Linked DNA regions of Mus musculus: regions 1 and 2 are each linked to region 3. A link is a loop called in an ENCODE intact Hi-C map of the cell type or tissue named here. Cell type or tissue: left cerebral cortex. All regions are shown on one strand.

Region 1 (8,000 bases), 160 kb before region 3:
GAAAAGGGCTCTTTTTCCTCTAACGCCCATTAACTCAGTAGGTCATCAGGGAGGGCTGGGGCCTTGAAATGGCTCTTCTTGGTTCTCAGCCTGACTACATCAGGAATGAACTAAACCCAAGCGGCTGGGTACGCCTGCGAGGGGGTCTTCTTAATTAACTCATTTGAGGTTTGGAAGACCCAGCTTTGACGCCCATCTTCTGAGGTGGCAAGACTTGCCTTTAATCTGGGCCACACCTTCTGGTGATGACCTATATAAAGGGCACGGAAGAAGGACGCTTTTGCTCTTTGCCTGCTTGCCCTCGCTCTCACTGGCAAGTCTGCTCCTTCACTGACATCAGAGCCTCCTACAGGACTCCTATGTACACTGAAGACCAGCTCAGATGTCCAGCTTCATGGACTGAACAATTGTGGGATTTTTGTACTTTCTATTGGTAGACAGTTACTGTTAGACTGGCTGGACCACAGCCTGTAAGCCTCTCTCTAGATAGGTTCATCCTATCACTTCTGTTCCTGAGAACCCTGACTAATAGAGGCCTCATGGCCTCTCTCCTGTAACTTGATTTTGACATTATAGGGCCTCAGAAGAGACCAAACCCACACTTTTATTTTTTTAAAGATTTATTTATTTTATGTATGTGAATATACTATAGCTGTCTTCAAACACACCAGAAGAGGGCATCAGATCCCGTTACAGATGGTTGTGAGCTACCATGTGGTTGCCAGGAATTGAACTCGGGACCTCTGGAACAGCAGTCAGTGCTCTTAACCACTGAATTACACCCCCCACACACACACACCCTTGAACCCACCATATTAAATACTGTTGGAACTTCTAAAGACCATGAGGACTTCTGAAGTTAGACTGAACTCATTTTACATTCTCAGACAGCCATAAGCCTGTGAGTGTAGAGATGGAGAGTTGCAGCTTAAAAGTGGCATTTGAATGCTAGGCTCATAAGATGTGGAGTCATGATTGTCAATACAGGTTCCCAACACAACAGGGTCTAGAATCATATATGCAACAAGCCTCTGAGCTTATCTACAAAAAGTTTATAGATTGGGGTCATTCAGGTGAGAGGAGGATGTTCCAGAGGCTGAGATCTCAGACTGAAGGACTGAATGGAGGAAAAGGAAGTGGAGCCACTAGCAGCATGCATTCCTGTCTCCTGTCTGCAAGCAAAGGGGACCAGCTGCCTTGGGGTCCCACTCTCAGCACTCCCGACCACGATGGACTGTCCTCGCAGTGTGGTGAGCCAAAATGGATCCCTTCTTCCTTAAACTGCTTTTGCATTTTTGAGGTAACAAGAAAACTAATCCCCACATTATGAAATCTTCTAGTCATATAGAAATGAAGATGTTGCCACAGCAATGGCGATTTCCGGGTGTTGTCCTAGCACCTTGCTGTGGTCTCTGTTTCTCTATTTGTCTCACTCTGTAGCTAGATAGGCCTTTTGAGGCATTTTAAAGTACGTTTGAGACATCATACTTTATTTTTAAATTATTTCCAGCTCCAAAGCTACAGTTATTTTGTAGAAATAATTCTTTAAGAAGAGTGGAGGACAGGGAGACATGACGGCCCTGTGAAGGAGCTGGGTGAGCCTGGGTTCAGGGCAGCCAAGATAGAATACAGATTTAGTAAGTAATAACTTGGGATTAACTACATGGAGGTTAGCCAGTGGCTCAGCTATTGTGCTAATTAAGGCATATTAAAATATAAAGGGTGTGTGTGTGTGTCTTCCATTCAGAAACATAAAGGTATATTCTTTTGTTTTAAGATAACATGTTCTATAAATATCTGTTAAATCCCTTTGGTCTATAACTTCTGTTAGTTTCACTGTGTCTCTGTTTAGTTTGTGTTTCCACGATCTGCCCCATTGCTGAGAGTAGGGTGTTGAAATCTCCCACTATTATTGTGAGAGGTGCAATGTGTGCTTTGAGCTTTAGTAAAGATTCTTTTATGAATGTGAGTGCCCTTGCATTTGGAGTATAGATGTTCAGAATTGAGAGGTCTTCCTGGTAGATTTTTCCTTTGATGAGAATGAAGTGTCCTTCCTTATCCTTTTTGATAACTTTTGGTTGAAAGTTGATTTTATTCAATATTAGAATGGCTACTCCAACTTGTTTCCTGGGACCATTTGTTTAGAAAATTGTTTTCTAGCCCTTTACTCTGAGGTACTGTCTGTCACTGAGGTGCATTTCCTGTATGCAGCAAAATGCTGGGTCCTGTTTATATATCCTGACTGGTTTTCTGTCTTTTTATTGGGGAATTGAGTCCATTGAGATTAAGAGATATTAAGGAATAGTGGTTGTTGCTTCCTGTTCCTTTTGATGCTATTTTTATGATTGTGTGTCTATCTTCTTTTGGGATTGTTGAAAGATTACTTACTTGCTTTTTCTAGGGTGAAGTCTCCCTCCTTGTGCTGGCATTTTCCATCTATTATCCTTTGTAATGCTGGATTTGTGGAAAGATATTGTGTAAATTTGTTTTTGTCATGGAATATCTTGGTTTCTCCATCTATGGTAATTGAGAGTTTTGCTGGGTATAGCAGCCTGGGCTGGCATTTGTGTTCTCTTAGGGATCTGCCCAGGATCTTCTAGCTTTCATAGTCTGGTAAGAAGTCTCGTGTAATTATGATAGGTCTGCCTTTATATGTTACTTGACCTTTTTCCCTTACTGCTTTTAATATTCTTTGTTTTGTGCATTTGGTGTTTTGACTATTATGTAACAGGAGGTCCAGTCTATTTGGAGTTCTGTAGGCTTCTTGTATGTTCATGAGCATCTCTTTCTTTAGGGAAGTTTTCTTCTATAATTTTGTTGAAGCTATTTCCTGGAAATTTATTATTAAATTTCCCTTTAAGTTGGGAAGCGTCGCTCTCTTCTATACCTATTATCCTTAGGTTTTTGTCTTCTCATTGTGTCCTGGATTTCTTGGATGTTTTGGGTTAGGAACTTTTTGTTTTTTGCATTTTCTCTGACTGTTGTGTCAATGTTTTCTATGGTATCTTCTGCACCTGAGATTCTCTCTTCTATCTCTTGTATTCTGTTGGTGATTCTTGTATCTATGACACCTGATCTCTTTCCCAGGTTTTCTATCTTCAGAGTTGTTTCCCTTTGTTATTTCTTTATTATTTCTATTTCCAGTTTTAGATCTTGGATGGTTTTGTTCAATTCCTTCACCTGTTTGGTTTTATTTTCCTGTAATACTTTAAGGGATTTTTGTGTTTCCTCCTTCTACCTGTTTACCTGAGTTCTCCTGTATTTCTTTAAGGGATTTATGTCCGTTTTAAAGCCCCCTATCATCATCATGAGATGTGATTTTAAATCAGAGTCTTATTTTTTCTGGTGTGGTGGAGTATCCAGGGCTCACTGTGGTGGGAGAACTGGTTTCTGATGATGCCAAGTAGCCTTGGATTTTGTTGCTTACATTCTTACCCTTACCTCTCACCATGTGGATATCTTTGATGTTAGCTGGTCTTTCTGTCTCTGACTGTGGCTTGTCCCTCCTGCAAGCCTGTGTCAGTACTCCTGGGAGACCAATTCTCTTCAGGAGGGATTTGGGTATGAAGATCTGTGGCATAGCTCCCCGGTGCAGACGGAAACCGAAGGATCCTGTCCCCGGCTGTTCCTTGGTTCTTGTTGGCACTGGTCCCTCTTGGGCCAGGAATTTGAGCAGAAGTTATGGTCTTACCTGCTCACAGGTATGTTGGCACTCCTGGGAGACCAGCTCTCTCCTGGCGGTATTTGGTTATAGAGTACTGTGGCACAGGATCTGCTCAGGGCTCAGATGGAAACTGGAAGCCAAATTGTACTTTAAGGAAGAACATGGAAATAGGATATTTTCATTGCTCCATGAGAACACCAGGGCCTTTGGGGGATCCAGGAGATGCTGGACGCTGTCAGCACAGCTATTCTGTAATCCCCTCTGCTGTCCCGTTCCAAAAAAAGTGATTTTTTAAAAAATCCAAACTCATAATAAAATTCAAATAATTTGGATTCATTGGTAAATAAACCAAAGTCAAATTTGATATTGCTCTCTTCAGTTCTCAGTGCTGTGAACTGCACCCAAGCCCTTATCATATGTGCCATCTTATGTGCCATCTAAGCTTTCTGCCACTAGCCTGTGTTAATTCCTACCACTGTTAAATTTTAAATGTAGCAAGAAGTAAAATTGATTTTCAAAAATGCTTTTTAAAAAAGTATTTATTATATACACAGCAGGCCAGAAGAGGGCACCAGATCTCATTATAGATGGCTTGGAGCCATCATGTAGTTGCTGGGAATTAAACTTAGGACATCTGGAAGAGCAGCCATTGCTCTTAACCTCTCAGCCATCTCTCCAGCCCCCAAAATATACTTTTAAATAGTTAATGTACTTTCAAAGGTATTTTTTATATATTGTGCTTGAAAATTTTTGGTAAATATAGGCAAAAATAAATAGCACTCATAATCTTAGTAACTAGACATTTACGATCACTGGTAAGTTTTGGCAACATTCTTCAAAAAAGAATACAAATCTTGTGTGTGTGTATGTGTGTGTGTGTGTAGTAGTAGTAGTAGTAGTAGTAGTTTGAATAGGAATGATCACCAAAGCTTATGTCTATGTATATACATATACATGTGTGTGTATGTATATATATATATATATATATATATATATATATATATATATACATGAACTATTTGAAAATTGCCAAGAACAGTTTTTATTTTTTAAGATTTTTATTATATATATGAGCACAGTACAATAAACTTGTCTTCAGACACACCAGAAGAGGGCATCAGATCCCATCACACATGGCTGTGAGCCACCAAGTGGTTGTTGGGAATTGAACTCTGGATCTCTCAGAAGAGCAGTCAGTGCTCTTAACCACTGAGCCGTCTCTCCAGTCCCCAAGGACGGTTTTCCTCTTACACATTTGGGTACAGGCCTCTTCAGGAAACCCTTTTAATACCATAACTTAATTTCCAGCATTAAGTGCAAAAGAAAGATCTCACCATATTCAGTAATGATTCTAGTGGTTCCAACTATTTTAATAAATGAGAAAGTGTGCTTTGGAGCCTAGAGAAATAGCTCAGAATTTGAAAGCACTGCTGCTCCTCCAGAGGACACGAGTTTGATTCCCATCACCACATCAGTCAGCTGGAAGCTGCCTGTGTCTCTAGCTCCATGGTCGTCCAGTGCTTCTGAACTCTGTGGGCACTAGTTCTCATGCACACAGGCACACATACGCACGGTTCAAATGATCACTAAAAGTTCTAAACAGAGTGCTTTTTATACTGTCAAATGGGACAGAATGAACACACGTTTCTCACCAACAGTCACAAATACCATGCATTCTTGGGAAACACTTTCTTGGTAATTTCCCCTTGTCTTAATAGAATGAAGCTAGCTAAATCTGAACAAGATGCAGACTCTATGGAAGTCCTTTCTATTCCTCACTCCTGAATGGTAGGAGTGACGTCACACAAGCCATACCATGTGCACAGCGCCATGAGGGACCCACAGATATGTCTTAAGTTTTATGAAGAAAAACTAACTACCCTGCTGTAGATATAATCCCTCCATTCTTGAACAAGCTATTTCTTGCAATCGACAGAGAGTTTTACTCTCTGCTTTGCTGCAGAGGTGAGTGAGGTTCCTGGCCTGCTCTCCCAAGTGCTACAGCTGGCAAGGGGTGGGGCTGGCTCTCCCAAGCTGCCTAGGCAAGGGGCAGGGCCATCTCATAGAAAAGGGATGGGACTGGCCCACCTACACCCATGACATCAGGGCCAGCAATACTGTGCTGCCCAGGTGAAGTGTGGAAGCACTCTCCTGAGTGTGTTAGCCAAGGCGCAGGACCAGCTCTACTGTGCTGCTTGGGCGAAGTATAGGGCCTGCTCTGCCAAGTGCTGCAGCCCTTGTGGGGCACCTCCAGCTCTGGGCATCCCTTGGACATAAACATGGTACCAGGTGGCAGCCCACAACAGGGATGTCCATATGGCTTTTGGTGATAATATCAACATAGACCCCCACTGCTGTATGGCCACAAACCCAGACACTGCCCTCAGTGGCATTATGGGCCAGGACCAAACCATGGCTACAAGTGGCAGGGCAGGCTACTCACATTGTTTCTGATCATGAGCACATCTCCAGCTCTGCCTCTCCTCATTTGGCACACAGTTTACTGCTTCTCTTTCTATCCCATTTCTCCACATTTACTTGTTCCTCTCAGCAGGCTGGGGTGGTCTGGTGTGGTCTAACTGGGTGTGACAAAGGACTGCGGTTTCCCTTTCCTAGTTTTTCTAGAGATATTGAGGGCTCTTTGGGCTCTGCTGGCTTTTCCACTGCTGCCTGTTCCTCATCACAGTATTGGGATTACAAGTGTCAACCACTCGCCCATCACTATCCACCAGCTCCTTTTGGACTCAAGTGTCCCTATTTCTGTCCGATACAATGATCCTTCAGAAAAGAGGCAGCCTCAAGGACTCCTGTCTGAAGCTGGAGAAAATGTTCAGTGATGCTAATATTTGGGCCCACAGAGAAACACCAGCTTTGCTCCACTTCTTCTGGGATGGCTTGCCCTGATCTTGGGCTTTCCATTCAGGTCCTTTGTGCTTAAGACTCCACGGTCAACCAAAGATGGCAAGTACTAGATAGACGCTACTGAAGGAAAAACCAAACAGAAAGGACTAAGAGGAAACAGCAACAGAAAATGAAAAACAGTCACAATGACAGCCTTGGAGAGATCAGAGAAGGAAGAGCAACATAATGAGCAGGGGACAAAATAAGTCTTGGTGTTTATAAAAACGCATTTCACACTGAGAGACTGCACACTCACTCCTGAGCAGGAAGCCCAGAGCAGTGGCAAGAAGTCTCTGCTGTGCGGTCTGCAGCTGCTGAGGAGGCTGGGTAGGCACCACCTACCTATCAGCCAACACGCTAGGGCAGAGCCCGGTGCCTCTGAAGGAAAACCTCCGCTGGGCAGCAATCACCACGGGAATGTTTCAGACATGACCGAGACAGAATGAAGCTAGTTGGAGGTCCCTCCTGATTGCATCAAAGTTTTAAAAAGTACATTAATATATACATGTGTGTGACAGGATTTTTCCTGTCCAATCACAGTAAAATATTAGTGCAGCAGGAGGCCTGTGATTGGACAGGGAAAGGTAGCTAAGAGTCTCAGAGACAGAAAGCATTTCAGGAATTAAAAAAGGAGCAAGGTGGAGGCAGATGAACCAGCATGGCCTTAAATAGCCACAGGTAGTTGTGATATCATAAAAGTTAGAGTAAATAGGATAATTTATCTAATCTAGGTGGACAGCTTTTATCATTATCAATTGGTTTTGAAATCATTGTATTAGCATCTTGTGAATTGAGAATTTACTGATATATAAATCTGACTTATTCATTATAAGCTTCTAGAGTTTTGTTTCTACCGGCTTGCTTGGTGGTGTGGTTGCTGACCGTGGGGTGACTGGTCATTACGTGGGGGCTGGTGTGGCAGAAGCAAAAGGAACTCAGGAGCTCCGGCCCTGCCCAAGAGTTGGCAGGCCAATAGTAGCTTGGCGGGACTGGGCTGCACCAGAGAGTTGCCGACAGTGGTGCAGGAAGCCTGCCGGTCATTTTTAATATTTCCCATAACACAGGTGTATAACCATATGGTCTTTCTATGCCCGTCCCAGCTCTGAATAACGACAGAGACTTGTATTTATTAATTATAGCTTTAGCCATCAGTGAACTCTGGTTCCCAACTAGCTCTTCCAATTTAATTTAATCTGTATACATTACTATTTTCGGCTGTGAGGCTCATAATTTACCTCTCCTTCAATGCTAGCGAGCTTCTTTCTCTGCATCCCTTCATCCGCACTTGACTATCTCCCAGAGTTCCACTCTCCTCCCGGAAGTCCCACCTTCTACTTCCTGCCTACCTATAGGCTGTTCAGCTCTTTATCAGACCAATCAGAAGGCGGTGGACAAGATATTTTCAAAACGCTAAGACAGGTGGTGCTTAACAATA
Region 2 (8,000 bases), 76 kb before region 3:
ATGTACACAAGAAAAATTTAAAATACAGGAAAAAAAAAGACAATGATTATGGCTTATGAATGAAACATCAAAGAAAATTATTTCCACGTATTTCTAACTTGGAATGTATGGCTTGGCACAGTTTTAAGTTCCTAGATATGAACCCTAAACCCACTTTCTGCCTTCTTTGCAAATTAAAAAGATAGTGTTCCTTTAAAAATACAATCAAATGCTAGCAATTCTCATCTAAAAGTAATTTCTAAAAGGGAAAAAAAAATCCTCTTTCGCAGCTGAAAAACATCTTTTTGATTTATAACCTACTATAGTATTAGATCTTCTTTAAAAGTTTCAGGGACAAATAGAATTAATTCTAGGAAGGAAGAATAAAAAATTATTTTTAAAAATCCAAGCACTTAAATATTAGATAAATATTTAAAATCACATGCAAACAATGTATGTGATTACAAGAATCCCAATTTCCAGATTTTAGAAGTACACAATGAGTCCTCTTGATTATTGTTCTTGCTTTAAGACTATAAACAATCTGAAATCTAAGTCACAAATAACTCATGAATACAATATTCAAAGGGGAAAAGGTCAAAATCTTTTACCTGTGATGGCTTACCTGTTTTCAGATGCTTCCAGAAGATTAAATCAGAACAAGTACTTGGACCACTTAAAATGTAGGTATATTTACTGTATAAACAACAGCCTTGGAGTTATAATTGCTGTTAATAACACACACATACTAAATAAAATAATAAAAAGGAATGCCCACCTTCTAACGATGACGGTATTCTCGCTCTCGGTCACGCTCTCGGTCACGGTCGCGGTCCCGATCCCGGTGTCTCTCTCGTTCTCTGCTTCTCTCTCTGTAATAGTCATCGTGGCGATCTCTACTCCGAGATTTATGGCGACGACTCTTTTCCCGTGATCTACTATGGTCCCGTTCTCTTGATCGTTCACGTCTTCTAAAAGAAATTACTGGATTAATGCTGTCCGTTAACTGTACAGCTTCAAAAGATATTTAATACAGTTTTCTTTCCTTTACCGCTAGTTTTACTTTCTATGGTTTCAGCTACAAGCCACCAGTAGAAAAACTATTAATGTAAAATTTCAGAAATAATCTTATGCCATTCTGATTAGGGTATGAGTAGCGGCAGCGCCTAATGAATGAATGGTGAGGGAACGGATTGTTGCCATGGCCCTGTGGGAACTCCAAGGCCCTACCTAACTGAACCCCATTGAACACTGGCAAAGAGGATTCCCATACAGAGGAGGCTAGCTACACAGAGGAATCTGAGTATGAGTGTTTATGAAGAAAAGATCGGTGTGCAGAAAGAACGAAAGAAGCGACTTCCTCTGGGAGGTTTTTCCAACAGCAACTGGTACTCTAGAGAGACCTCCTATCTAGACTAGCTGACTGCACCCATCCACGAAGTTCCAAGTTGCAGGAGTAGCAGACCCCTGATTCTGTCTGTATCTAAGTGTGTCTGCCCTTTCTTCATTCCCTTGCAGCCCCTAGTCATGTATCCAGGACCCAGACCACCTAGACTGAGCCAACCATCATGATGAAATACTTTAGTCACCTTGCTCCTTCCTGCCCGCATTGGGAGCCATCCCTCGGCCCACTGCACCCACACTAAATGTTATTTGCCCATTAAGTATTCAGTAGTCTTAAGTATCATGGCAGTTCAGTGCTTATGCTTAAATAATTCTTGGATTATTTAATAATTGCACCAAAGTAGGAGAGTAGTGATGCTGACAATGTGGACATTGTTGTTTCTTTAAATGGAAAAAAAAAAAAAAAGTCATGTTGAAATTGCTAAGGTTTACAATAAGAACCCACGAAACAATGAAGAAAAAAATAAATTTATGCAAATTTTATCATCACATCTTAAAAGCCCAAAAATCATAGTCAAACCTCATAATAATTCCATTCGTTTAAATAAGAATTTATTTAAAAAAAAAAAAAAAGCCGGCAGTGGTGGCGCACGCCTTTAATCCTAGGCACTTGGGAAGCAGAGGCAGGTGGATTTTTGAATTTAAGGCTAGCCTGGTCTACAAAGTGAGTTCCAGGGTTATGCAGAGAAACCCTGTCTCGAGAAAAAAAAAAAAATTATTATCATGTTAATTGCTAAACCAGGCAACTGAACTTAAACATTAAGTGCTAAGCGTCTTGCTCGAGCTAGATGTTCCCACAATGAAGACAATGCATGACATAATCTCTAGTTACAACAAATTTGTTCAGAGATACTTACACTAAACCAAACCGGAACTAACAAAGTAAAACCTGTGTCCCGGGTGAACTCCTTACTCTTACTTAGGATACTACCTCCAGGAAAAGCATACTAAGGGCAGACAGAAGACCATCATTTGGGAAACTGGAGAGATGGCTCAAGGGTTATAAATATTGGCTGCTCTTCCAAAGAACTCATGTTCAATTCTCAGCATCCAAATAGTGGCTCATACCTACCTCTAACTTTAGTTCTGGGGAACCCAAGGCACTTTTCTAGCCTTTGTGGGCACCTAGCATGGGTGATTTATAGCCAGAAATGCAGGCAAAACACCTCCACATATGAAATCAAAATAGTCAAAATGTAGCTGTGTAAGAATGGATAACCAGGCTGATCTCTCTGTAAGTTCAAGGCTAGCCTCATCTACATAGTGAGACCCTGTCTCAAAAGAAGTAATATCATGTAAAGATTAACCATTTACCTCACAAAATATATAAAATTTCACAATTGGTAAAAATGCTTTTAAAAGTAACGCTTAAAAAACAGTATCTAGGGGCTAGAGTGATGGCTCAGTGGTTAAGAGCACTGACTGCTCTTCCAGAGGTCCTGACTTCAATTCGTAGCAACCACATGGTGGCTCACAACCATCTGCAATGGAATCCCATGCCCTCTTTGGGTGTCTGAAGAGAGCAACTTTGTGCTCATATATATAAAATAAACGCATCTTAAAAACACACAAACAAAAACATAGTATCTATTACAGGGTCTGAAAAGATAGCTCAGTGGTTCAGAGGACCAGGGTCCTGGTGCCCACATGATGGCTTACAATCCAGTGTTTGAGGGGACTCAATGAATGCTCTCTTCTGACTTCCTTAGGTACCAGAGAAATACATCCATGTTTGCTCGCAAACCACTGATACATACATTAAACAAATCTAAAGTAAAACTGCACCTATTACAAAATTACCACTCATTCATAACTCCCTCTTTCAAAATCACCCTGTCTCTTATATAAAGCAGTGTTTAACTACTAAAGCCCCTACCTTGTTCAACATGTGTTCACTAAGAAATGGGCATCAATAATGAATAGACAGTTATAGCAAATACTACAAAAGAAATAGACTCTGCAGACTATATTATATTAAAACATGAAGAAATACAGAGGCAAGTAAATGTTGGGGGAGAAGAAAACAACAAGAAAAGTGGTTCCAAGAAGGAATATCAAGCATAAAACTCAGTAAAGTGGCCAAATGCTTGATGTGTCCAGGAGAAGGGCTCATTTGGCTAGGGAACAGTAAGTAAGTATGGGAGTTATGAGAATCAAAGGAGAGATGACATCACGCAGTGTGCTTGAATGTACACAGATGTTTAAGAGTAAAGAGAAGACAGAGTTCCTTGCGTCTCGGGATTTCAATATATCATTCAGAGTTTTTTTTTTTTTTTTTTTTTTTAAATACTGCTAGGTACACAGTAAATAAAATCACAGTTCTATTTTTTTAGAAGTTGCGCGCGCGCGCGCGCGCGTGTGTGTGTGTGTGTGTGTGTGTGTTTGTGTGTTAACTAACAGTTTTAAAAATTCATGAGACAGGAACATTTTACCTGGATCCAGACCCATAGGACTTGGACTCGATTCCATGAAGGCAATCCTGCAGAGAGCTAATAAGAACTTTGCAACGATCATCTGCAGAGACTTTGGATTGTTTAATTAAAGAAATTGCTGTTACCAATGTTTCAATAGCACTCCCATAATCACCTGCAGGAGAAAAAAAAAACAAGGTTAATCATTAAACAAACTTTTGTTTCCAAATTATCTTTTGAGATAGTTCTAGCTGTCCTAGAACTCTCTCTACAGACCAGTCTGGTCTCATACTCAGAAATTTGAATCCTGTACTGGGATTAATAGCATGTGTCACCTCGACCTGACCTGAAAATTGTCTTTTAAGATAACCAGAGACAATGACTTTTGTTCAGTGTTTTGGAATTTGGAAAAGACTCTCATTTTAACAAAGCAATGCAATTAATTGCTTTGTCATGTAGAGAGACAGTTACTATTTTGCAAAGAATAAGCTATACCATAGCTAATATTTATATCTTTTTCATGTGTCCAAGTGTTTTGCCTACATATATGTCTTTGTATCCAAAGAAAAAGTAGTGTCCACTGAGGCCAGATAGGATGTCAGATCCCCTGGAACTGAAGTTATCAAATTTGTGACCCCTACCTACATGGGTGCTGGGAATCAGCCCTTGATCCTATGGAGGAGCAGCCAGTGTAACTCTTAAGCTACCTCTCTAATTCCCAGTTGGAATTAATTTTAACTTTATGTACGTGGCTATTTTACCTGCATGTGTGTGTGTGCACCATGTGTGTGCCTGGTACCCACTGAGCAAAGAGGAGTATACTGGATTTAGTGCACTTCACCACAGAGCCACCTCTTCACCCCCAATAAGCACTGAAATCTAAATCTAGTAATGTAAAATTGGTGGTCTTCCCACTACACTGACATGTATCTTCCTTTATTACTTTAAAACTAAGTGACAGGCCGGGCAGTGGTGGCGCACGCCTGTAATCCCAGCACTTGGGAGGCAGAGGCAGGCGGATTTCTGAGTTTGAGGCCAGCCTGGTCTACAAAGTGAGTTCCAGGACAGACAGGACTACACAGAGAAACCCTGTGTGTGTGGGGGGACGGGGGGGGGGGGGGGACGGGACGGGACACGGACCTAAGTGACAGATAATGATTTGAGACTAACTATGCGGATTATACGGAGTTAAGAAAATTGTCTTATAAGCTGCATTTAAGCTTTGCATTTTGTTTTAGTCCTAAATTGTATGTGTATGGGTTTGACTGCGTGTATGTTTGTCTTTGCATGATAAGTATGGCTGATGCTGCAGAAGCCAGAGAGGGCCTTGGATCCCCAGGAACCGTAATGAACAGATGGTTACTAGTCAAACCAGGGTCCTCTGGAAGAGCAGCCAGTTCTAAACAGCTAAGTCATTTCTCCAGCCCCTGGATTTAGTGTGATTCAAGACTGAAACAAATATACAAACCAGCACTAGCGTCAGACACAGCTCTTGAAATAGCACTGCTTGAGATTGCCCGATTTCTATTCATGATTTCTTCAAACTCAGCTTCACTCAGAGGTGTTCTTGCAGTATCCATTTCCCTACAAAAAGACAAAGAAATGATAAGTTGTTACTTAAAAGTTCTCAAGTTAGTAACAATGTAAACAACTCCACATAAGCAGCTTTTGGCATTTGCTTTAGAGACAGTTTTCCAGATTAGAGAATGCTATTTTCCCTTTCAGATCAAATTCCCTTCTTCACTGTCTTCTGGCTGAAATCTTTTGCAGTTTAGAAATCTGATCTTTCTACAGGACAGAAACTACATTTCTAAAATATAGAAGACTTCACAGTACTTTATCTTTTACTGACTAAAGAGTTTCAGTACGACATGTTTAACTTACCTCCCAGGGGGACCGTAGTCACCCCTATCATATGGGGGAGGTCGGCCATATGGGTCTGTTGGTGGTGGACCTCGACTATCTGATGTTGGCATGCCACTATTAGTTGGTGGAGGAAAAAAAGCAGGATTCACATGTGGAGCTGGTGGCGGGGCACCTGGAGGTGGTCCCGGAAGATGTGGAGGAGGAGCAAGTGTGAGGGGAGGCCCTAGTGGACCTGGTGGGCGAGGTGGAAAGGGGCCTGGAGGTGGAGGTGGTCCCTGCTGTGGAGGCGGTGGACCTGGAGGGGGGCCGTAGCCTGGAACTGGAGGTGGAGGCCCAGGAGGAAGTGGACCCAGCGGAGGCTGCCCAAAAGGTTGTCCAGGAAAAAGAACTGGTGGTGGAGGGCGGTCTCCTCGGTTAGGAGGTCCTGCTAGAGGAGGTGGCAGAACCTGACCAGGAGGTGGAGGACCTGGTGGACCAGGTGGGCCAGGTGGGCCTAAAGGTGGACGTGGTGGAGTTTGTCCAGCTATAAAATAGAGAAAAGGAAAAAAAAATCACTTCAATAAAGATATTTAACTATTACATGTAAAGAATATATTTCTAAAACAGAACTTATAAACCATGACTCGCTCTTTGAATGAAACCCATAGGATAATGCTCTAATAACTACAAAGATAAAGAATATCCTTACAAATTTAACTAGTGTAAATTATGATTAAGGAAAATCACTAAAACAAAAATCCTGTTAAGACTTTAACACTTAGAGTTTCCATCTTTCACCATACACATTTCTCACCCACCTTACAGTCTACTCTGATGCCAAGCTAGAAAGTGAAACAGGGAAAATGGTCTTGAAAGGATTTTTTAAGAGGTAAGAAAATAAGACGGATGTAAATATTCTATATATAAAGTCAAGCAAGTTTGGAGAAAAATAAAGACCTTTTAGGCCAAAAATGGGTATTTCCTCTATGCTGTGCCCCATATGCCATGGAATCCTAGTTTCCAGGAACAAAGGCCGAGTTCCTTTAACAAGATGCTTGATCAAATTTCCTGGGTTCCAAAAATAGCATAACAAGGAGAGTGAGTCACATTAATAATGCATTACTTGAAAAAGAGAGAAAGGAAAAAAGGTATTAGGCAGACATGTTTTTCTCCATGATAAACTTAAAAAAGTTTTACCTGGAAAAGGTGGAGGTGGCCCTCCTGGTCCTGCTGGCCCAGGAAATCTGTCCCCACCAGGAACAGCCCCTGGAAACCGGCCCCGTCCTCTACCACCTTGAGGAAACGCTGCGCGTGAACCGCCTCCTGGAGGACCGGCTTTCCCTTCCCCAGACATCTGTCCTGACTGTGTAGCTGCAAACATCCAAACACTCATAAGTAGCACTTATTAAACGTTTCCTGAATTGTAACCACTGTTGTTAGAAGATATTTCTAAGTTCTTCATACTATTCATCAATTTATGGATGCCTCAGACCTATGTAAAGTACTTGGCAAGGAAAACATTCACATTTATTTAAATACTCGCTTAGTCTTAAAATAGTCAAGTTTAAATGTATTTCTACTGAGAAATAAACAAGTCGCTTTTAAAATACCAGTACTCTACAAAGGCCAAAACAGAAAACCTTCAACAGAAATCTTCATTTCAATAAGAGATTATTTTATGCCGTGTAATAAATTTTTCAGTTAAATCTTAAATGCCAAAAAAATTAAAACAAAAACCACTCGAATTTCTATTAATAACAAGGCCTTTCCTTCTACATTTATTCTACCAAGTAGTAAAGGTCTTGGGAGCAAGCAGAAAAGTCAGTGACTACTTCATTAGCTTCTCCCCATCAGAAGGTATAGTACATAGAGAGGCTCCACCTCTAAGGGTTAGAATGCAGCTTCCGTTCTCCAAGATGAGAGTGGCAGGACAAGAATGCCAGCACCAGAGAGCTGTCAAACTGCTGCATACTGATTGGTCTGTCTAGAAAAAACTGGAATGGGAGTGGGTTTCCAGTATTAGCCCATAGTCATAACCAATGATTAAATCAAGTTCATGAAAAATTAAATAGTAACATGACTTCCTAAGTATCATATTTAATAAATGCCAGCAACACTGCTTAAATACGTTTTAAAGGCTGCTGAGAGATTCGCTTACTTTTCCTGGATTGCATTTCAAATTGACTCAGGAACTGCTTATTGCATGGAGTTACAACAGGACTCTGACCATGAAGTTCTCTTTTAGGCAAAAGATCCATTAACTTTTTGGAAGATGCTTCAGATCCAACACCAACAAGGGCAAATCTAAAGATGTTAAGGGGGAAGAATAAAAAGCAAGGAGGAACTGAGAATGTTGCTGCT
Region 3 (8,000 bases):
TTCCATGGCCTTTTAACTGTTTAGCTGTTAGGGAGTCTCTCAGGTAATGTGGTGGGAGCCAGGAGCCAGGCAGTTCAGGATGCCTTGCTGGTGTTAGAGGAATGGAAGTCACCGTAAGCAGAGGGTCAGATAGGGGCTGCACAGACAGCTCCACTGCACTGGGCAGGTCCAGCCTGAGGCTCTGCAGGAGTGGAAAATAAGGAGTGAATTGAAAAAGGCAGAAGAGCTGAGGAGAGGGCAGCTGAGAGGGGTTGGCAGTAGAAGCGTTTGCTGTACAACCTGATAAGCTGGGTTTGATCCCGGCTCACACAGAGGAAGGTGAGAATGGATTCCCACAAGTCTCCACACAGATAACATGGCACACAGATGCCCCATCTTTCCTCCTCCTCCTTCTACACACACACACACACACACACACACACACCACCACCACCACCACCACCACCACCACCACCACCACCACCACCACCATTTAACCTTTGTTGACTTGGAACTCACTCTGCAGACCAGGGTGGCCTCAAACCCATAGAGACCCACCTACCTCTTCCTCCCATGTGCTGGGGTTAAAGGTATGCACCACTGTGCCTGGCCATTTAAAGTGTTTTTTGTTTGTTTGTTTTTTCGAGACAGGGTTTCTCTGTATAGCCCTGGCTGTCCTGGAACTCACTCTGTAGACCAGGCTGGCCTCGAACTCAGAAATCCACCTGCCTCTGCCTCCCGAGTGCTGGGATTAAAGGCGTGCGCCACCACGCCCGGCTCATTTAAAGTGTTTTAATTCCTTTGCCATCTTGAGAGCCCAGGCTGTCCCTGGGACATGCCTGTTTGCAAACACATTTATATTTTCTGTTCTTTTTCTTCCAGACAGTTCATCCGTTATTAGGCTTTTAAGGAATACTTAGTAAGTTAGACTGTGGGCAAACAAAAATCAATAAAACGCTATTCTTGCCGAGGCATTAAGTCTTGTGGGAGAAAGAAACATTTAACCAGCAAAGACAAAAAGTCAAATTCAGCAGGCTCTGGGAGTCTCGGAGAGCTAGCCTCTGGCTCCGTTAGGGACAGTGGTCACAGATGGATTAAGACAAGATCGGAAGATTAAGATCGGAAGTAAGGTTACGCTGAGAACATGACCAGTAAGACTCAATTCACAGAGGATAGGATTAGCCACTAGGCAAACGTGATTAATTTGTTGCCTTTAAGTATGTAAAAGCGCTTTTTCTCTCCACAGGCATAAATTCAAACTTGCCGTGATCTCCCGTTATTCCCGCATAGATTTCCAGCCTTGCCTCGGGCTAGTGGTTGGTTAGCTCTTTAAAGTTTGAGAATCACGTGGGCTAATATATGAATGATTTCAGCAGTCTCCACTAGAACCAATTCTAGCCATTCCCCTCCGTTAAAGACGTCTTACAGGCTGGCTCCCTGCGAGACTCTGCCTATAGGGGGCGCTCGAGGGAGGCCGAAGAGGTCAGGGCCGCCGCAGTTGCAGAGCGCAGACTTGTCCCACAAACCGCAGCCCCCTTTCTAGTAACAGTGGAGTCCGGTGTGCAGTTTTGGCAGCACTGGGTTCGCCGTGCCCGATGCAGAGAACGAGCATCAGCAGATTTCTAATTTAAGCAATTCCGGCCTCTTCTCTTTCTCCTCTCCGAGCGCTGTGGGTGGCAGCTGCTCCCCACCTTCGCTCATTTGAGTTAACTTTAAGGCAGGGACGTTTGCCAAGAGTTGGAGAGGCGCAGGGCAGGTGAGGGAGCATTGCTCTCATCTGCTGGGTGAGCTGAAATGCTTTGAAATAAACACCCTACTATACACAGGATAGGCTCCTACAAGGGATTCCATCCAGTGTAGCACCAATAGCAGGGCCGGGAAACCCTGGTTTACAGTAACCCCTTCAGTTAGAGATGACATGTACTACAAAGCCATCATTGGTATACTATTAAGACTATGCAGAGACAAAACACCTTTGAAAAGGAAGGAAGGAAGGAAGAAACCACTTGTGGTGGCGCACGCCTTTTATCTCAACACTCGGGAGGCAGAGGCAGGAGGATTTCTGTGAGTTCCAGGCCAGCCTGGTCTACATAGAGTTCCAGGACAGGCAGAGCTGTTGAAAAAAAAAAAATCTTTGTATTAGATCTTTCTGTCAAGTAATGTTGTGGTTCTGATTAAATCCTGCTGATTCAACTTTTTCAGAGTTACTAAAAGCAGTTAGGCTGCACATGGTGGCCCAAGTGAGTAATCTCAGCAAATGGGGACAGGATGAACACCTCCATCTGAGGGGGCGGGGCAGGAGGCGTACTTCCATCTGAGGGGCGGGGCTGTATAGAAGTTCACAGAGTTGTACAGATTCAGACCTGGTTAATTTTGGTGTGTGATGTTTTTTTATTTATTTTCAAGGTTAAAAAATATAAAATTTATAAGATTAAATGAGGAATTAACTAGAGGAAACTTAAAATTTCATGTTTTAAGTCAACGAATGAATTGTAAAGGATTTATGATTAACTCGTCATTACAAAATCTTTTTTGGTCTTTAATCCTAGCACTTGGAAGGCAGAGGCAGATGGATCTCTGTGAGTTCAAGGCCAGCCTGGGCTACATGGTGACTTCCAGGACTACATAGAAAGCCCCTGTCTCAACACAAAACCAAAGCCAAAAATCAACACAACACAACACAACACAACACAACACAAACACCAAGACTGGATACAGTACATAAATAAGGAGTAATGGAATTGTTTATGGCATCATGATTGTTGGCGTAGAACCTAAGGGGGTGGGGGGTTTGGAGGACTGCTGTCCTCACAGCAACCTCATCAACGGGATTTTATACAATCTATATTCATTTATTATTTAAAAATAGCTTATTAAAAAATCCTGCTCTATAATATACTGCCCCATAAACGCTGCTCAACGGAAACCTCAGGCTAGCGGTTGGCAGGTGCATTCTCGTTGCCCTTTTTTGTTTAGCCAATGTTGCAGAAATGTACTACTTGGGGGTGAGGGTGGGGAGAGTCAGCTTTGGTGAAGACAGAACCTTGTTTGCATATGGTGCTGGCAGCACCGCCCAAGGACAGCTTGAGGAGACCTAGGCTCCCCCCTGTGCCAGAGTCCCTCGGTCTTGCTACTGAGTTCGCTCCCTTAGGCATTCGCCTCCTGGAACTCCAGACGAGTTCTTGGTCATCTTTTGCCATGATTTTACCAATCCTCAGAGCAGCAAAGGTATTTCTTAGAAAGTCCCAGGTAACGGGTGACCTGAACCTGGAGCCAATAACTTGAAGAGGTTCCTAATGTGTCCAGCCCTGTTCCAGGCAACCTGCGTGTATTTCTTCATCTAATTCGTCCAATAGTGCCATGAAGTAGGTCCTTGCTAGTGTTAATTCAGCACTGAAGAAACCAAGCAAGGCTGGGGTGAGGGGTTGGGGTTGGGGTTGGGGGAGCTGGCAGAGTGCTTGCTAAATTTGTGCAAAGTCCACAGCTCAATTCCCTATTCTCCAGAAAGCAGGTATGGTCGCACGTGCCGGTAATCCCAGCACGCAGGAGGATCCGAAGATCCAGGCCATCCTCAGCTATATAGAAAGTCCAAGGCCAGCCTGGGGTACTTGAGACCCTGGCTCAACACAGATGAGTAAGTTAATTAATAATAAAAAAGTTTAAAGAAAATAAAAGAAATCAAAATGCAGAATGTTCAAGTAGCTTGTATGTGCTATCAGACAAGAATTTCAACAAGCTGTCTAAATCGAGGGATCCTTTAAACTAATATTTAAGAATAGCCCATACAGTGTGTTCAGACGCCTCTTATCTGTTTAAAGAGCCGGCTCAAACCAGCCTGGAGACAGAATATTTTCAAACGTGAACCATCTGGTTGTTACAAGTCAAACCACAGGAAGCCTGCATTAGAGTTGGCTCTCCGGTTGACTGTGCCCAGCCTCTCTCTCTCTGGTTTCCGCTTCTCTTTGAGTGTTGACTTCATTCTCTCAAATAATGGCGGTGCTTCAGACTTGTTTTCAGTGTGCTTATTAAAGAGTACCCTCAGGATCAGCTGCAAGACTGGGCAGAAGAGGAAGTCAAGCCACGATGCTCTCAACCAGGGTCAGCTCAGTAAGAGCTTCAGAATTCTGCGCTAACAAAGAGACAGAGTAAATAAAAATGACCCGAAGGCCTTCCCGTGGCCCGGAATCTGACCTCAGCAGTGACAGTATATGACTTTGTTGATTGTGCTGACCTCTATCATTGAAATGTCCCGAGGGACTGAAGAGCACGCATACCAATGAGAGAAAAATGTCACTGCGACGAGGGCCGGAATCTTGCGACTCCATCAGGGAGAATTCTCCCTTTCATGGTGGCTCCCAGATCTCGTTTAGCCTGTAAGCTAACAAGAAGAAGAGGCGGTCAACGCACACGTGGTGGCCATCACGACAAACGGGATGACCTAAGAGACAAACGATTAGACGGCAGCGCCACCGTGTGGTAGTCCACGTCCTCACCGCAAGCTGAGGTCGGAAGAGGGTGTCTCTGTGATCAGGAAACGTGCAGTTTTTGTGACATACAAGCAAAGGGGAAGGGCAGGTCCGCGTCCCCACACTGGATTCATATTTTCTGGATTTGTTGATGCCCTCCCCCAGTTCTGATCTTGCTGGCCTCTGTACTGCCTGCCTTACCTATCTGAACTGACCGTGTACCTGTGAGCATCCAGTGTAATATGTTTATTCCACACAGATTAATTTCAAGTCCTCGGGGCAGTTTTCCGTCTGCTCTGTGCATAGTGCACAAGGCTAATACAGTTACAAGAGCCCAGAATGTGGCGCCGGCCCAGCTCTCTGGTGATGCTGCTGCACGCACACACGCGGCACTATGCTGACACCTTCCTTTTCTAGATCTCTTGAATAATCCACGTTGTTCTGCTCTGCATCGGCCTCCTTTAGATACTCCAGGAACTGCTAAACACTCGCTTCTCTCTGAGGACACGTCTAGTTCTTGAGCTCCTTGCTTCAGTTTAAAATTGAACTACCTGGCTCACCCACTCTGCGTTTTCACAAGATGCCTGGTTACCTACCATTTAGTCCAGGTTCTGCCGTTAGGGGTCCCACGCTCTGTTTAGCCTTTGAGCGGCAGGTCTAACACTGGATCAAATCTCCTTGCTGTGGCTGGCCTTTGGCCATCTGTCCCAGAAGGGCAAGCCTTGTTCTCCCAAACTCCCTCTGTCCTCTCTGGATTCTTCCGTATCGCCAGCATCTCAAGTAGAAGAACCCAAACTCTTGCTGAAGCAAACCTCCACCCATTCCAGAACAAAGCCAGGGCGGTCCTCAAGCCAGCCAGGTTTCCCCGGCTATGGGCATCTGTTTTCCATGGCATGGTGGCTGCACCAAGAATGAGGTCCTCTCTCCGTTAAAGGGCACACCCTTCAGAGAGGACCTGGAGCACAGGACTCTCCTGTGTCAACAGCAAGTGTCTGGGATGTGATGCACTCAGTCAGCACTTTGGTCCATTGTTGAGTAGACAGAGCACTTCCGGGGAACATCGTGGAGGGATAGGGGACAATTACACTGAGAGCATTAATGCATTCAAGTTTTACAGTAGGGTTGTTACTTCTATCCACAGGTTTCTAAGCATATCTCTCTGTGTGTGTGTGTGTGTGTGTGTGTGTGTGTGTGTGTGTGTGTGTGTGTGTGTGTGTAAATGTATGCATTCCACGGCAATTGTCTATTGAGTTTGCTCCTGGATTACCTGACTCCTCTCATCACCTCCAGGTCTAATTCTTAGCAACACGAGGACGATATTGCGCCACCTACTGTCCAAATGTGTCCTGCCCTTTCTGCTTCAAATTCTCCTCTCATTAGACCTAAAATAGCGCCCTCGTCCCCACTCCCAGCCCCCTCTGGCTGCCTCTCACGGTTGGGTTTGTAATTTCCACTTGGCCTTTACATTTCCATCCAGCCCCGTGGGCAGCCATCTCTAAGCCTGGTGTCCAGCTGAGCTGGCTTTTATGCGCTCACAGCAGCCCTTCCAGGTGCCCACGGTGGTGGTCCAAGGATCGCAGCAAACCGGACTGCTTATGTAACTAGAGACATAAATTGGTCCCAGGAGTCCTGCAGCGAGTTACTGAAATAACATTCTCTTTATCACAGGCCCGTTTCCACAGGGCCTTTTTACGGGGTGCTTATGCAACAGCCGCCCCGTCAGCAGAAGTCCTGGAAGCGAAGAGCAGGGTGATATTTACAGTGAATAAATCATCGAATTCATTACATAAGAACTTAAAAATACTAGTGTTTCTCCTAAGAACTTGGGAAGTTCAGAAAAATCTATACCCGGTCTTAGCAGAAAAGTGACGTTTCAAAAATTCCAAAGCAGTCGGTTAATAATTTCAACAGAAGCGAAACTCGAGCACCGTGGGAAACGTCTTCCCAGCCTTGACTGGCATTGACTTTCGGCTAGTCTCTTCAATGTTAAGCAATGTCAGCCAGTTAAATAAATGTCCACAAACGAAGTCTTTGTTAAATTGAAATTTGTTTTGCTCCAAAATGACTGTTTACACAAGACAGAGACCTATGCAGTGGAAATATAAAGGCATAAATGAGGAAGGAGGCTACACAGGAGATTTCAACTCTCTTCGAATAGTAGGTATATCAGAGGGCTTCATGTTACTGTAACGAAATGCCTGAGACAATCGACTTACAAAGAGGAAAGGTTTATTTTTGCTTATAGCTCTACAAGTGGTAGGTAGCCTAGAACCAGATGGCCTTAATCTTTGCGGCTCTGAAAAGATGTGGCAAGGCCATCCTCCTACATCTGAAAGACACTGAGATATTGGGGTCCCAGAGTCCCCTTCAAAGACATGTTTCTAGTGACCCAAGGACCGAAGGTTTTATGAAACCTCACCTCCTCACAGTTTCCCCACTTCTCAATAATACTTTCCTGGAGTCTAAACCTTTAACACAGTGGTCTTTGGAAACTACTACCCATTTTCAAGCCATAGTATGTGTGTGTGTATGCACATATATGCATGTTGGTTTACCTTTGCTAAGGCTTGAACCCAGGGCCTTATACATACCAGACTCTGCCACCATGCTACATCAGCAGCCTATAATTTGTTTTATTATTGTTATTATTTGCGTATGTATGCTTATGTTCATGTTTACATGAGGGTACAGTTGTGCATGTGACTGCATATATTCCTGTGTGTCTGTGTCTGTGTGTGTCTGTGTGTGTGTCTGTGTGTATCTGTGTGTGTATGAATGTGTATGTCTGTGTCTGTGTGTGTGTGTGTATCTGTGTGTCTGTGTGTGTATGTATCTGTGTGTCTGTGTCTGTCTGTGTGTGTATCTGTGTGTCTGTGTGTGTATGTATCTGTGTGTCTGTCTGCATGTGTATCTGTGTATCTGTGTGTGTGTCTGTGTGTGTGTGTGTATGTGTGTATGTATGTGTGTATGTATGTGTGTGTCTGTGTCTGTCTGCATGTGTATCTGTGTATCTGTGTGTGTGTATGTGTGTCTGTGTGTGTATCTGTTCATGTGTCTATGTGTGTGTGTCTGTCTGTCTGTGTGTGTATGTATGTGTGTGTCTGTCTGCATGTGTATCTGTGTATCTGTGTGTGTGTATGTGTGTCTGTCTGTGTGTGTATCTGTTCATGTGTCTATGTGTGTGTGTCTGTGTGCATCTGTGTGCGTCTGTGTGTGTGTAGGACAGAGGGCAAACCTACTTGTCATTCCTCAGGAACTATGTTTTGAGAAGGCTCTCTCTCTTGACCAGAACACACCCATTAAGCTAGGTTGGTTGGCCAGCAAGCCATGGGATCTACTTGTGTCTGGTTCCCCAGCTCTGGGATTACAAACCTGCCACCAAGTCTGCCTTTTTAGATAGGTTCAGGCATTGAACTAGGATCCCCGTGCTCGTATAACCAGCATTGTACCTGCTGAGCCATCTCTCCAATCCTATATTTTTAAAATGGTAAGTAGATATACTGGGACTCATTGTGTTTATTTATTAGTTATTTATTGATTTAGTTTGAGACAAAG

What was found. A loop is a pair of places that touch in the nucleus more often than their neighbours do. Peaks named below come from ENCODE experiments on the same cell type or tissue, not always from the same donor. Only the 100,000 strongest peaks of a DNase experiment are listed, where the experiment ranks them.
Region 1: it touches region 3 in a loop (4-fold over the local background); 19 of 42 quality-filtered maps call a loop at or near these places.
Region 2: it touches region 3 in a loop (8-fold over the local background); 22 of 42 quality-filtered maps call a loop at or near these places.

What each region holds. Positions count from the first base shown.
Region 1 is chr10:117,267,979-117,275,978 of GRCm38, forward strand. No RefSeq gene overlaps it. Among named protein-coding and RNA genes, the nearest start is that of Lyz2, 10 kb to the right of the region's middle. In left cerebral cortex, a CTCF peak has its summit at 4,219 (motif pointing right); a DNase peak (open chromatin) is centred at 7,942.
Region 2 is chr10:117,355,178-117,363,177 of GRCm38, forward strand. Cpsf6 (cleavage and polyadenylation specific factor 6) reads right to left here. Exons shown (of 10, transcript NM_001013391.2): 4 at 7,798-7,943; 5 at 6,837-7,010; 6 at 5,679-6,183; 7 at 5,263-5,378; 8 at 3,816-3,969; 9 at 758-947. The coding sequence ends at 761. Among named protein-coding and RNA genes, the nearest start is that of Cpsf6, 18 kb to the right of the region's middle. In left cerebral cortex, no CTCF peak of the experiment used is centred here; no DNase peak of the experiment used is centred here.
Region 3 is chr10:117,431,138-117,439,137 of GRCm38, forward strand. No RefSeq gene overlaps it. Among named protein-coding and RNA genes, the nearest start is that of Gm32141, 12 kb to the right of the region's middle. In left cerebral cortex, CTCF peaks have their summits at 1,425 (motif pointing right), 4,454 (motif pointing left) and 5,806 (motif pointing left); DNase peaks (open chromatin) are centred at 1,589, 2,244, 3,964, 4,448 and 5 more places; H3K4me3 peaks cover 579 bases; H3K27ac peaks cover 1,635 bases.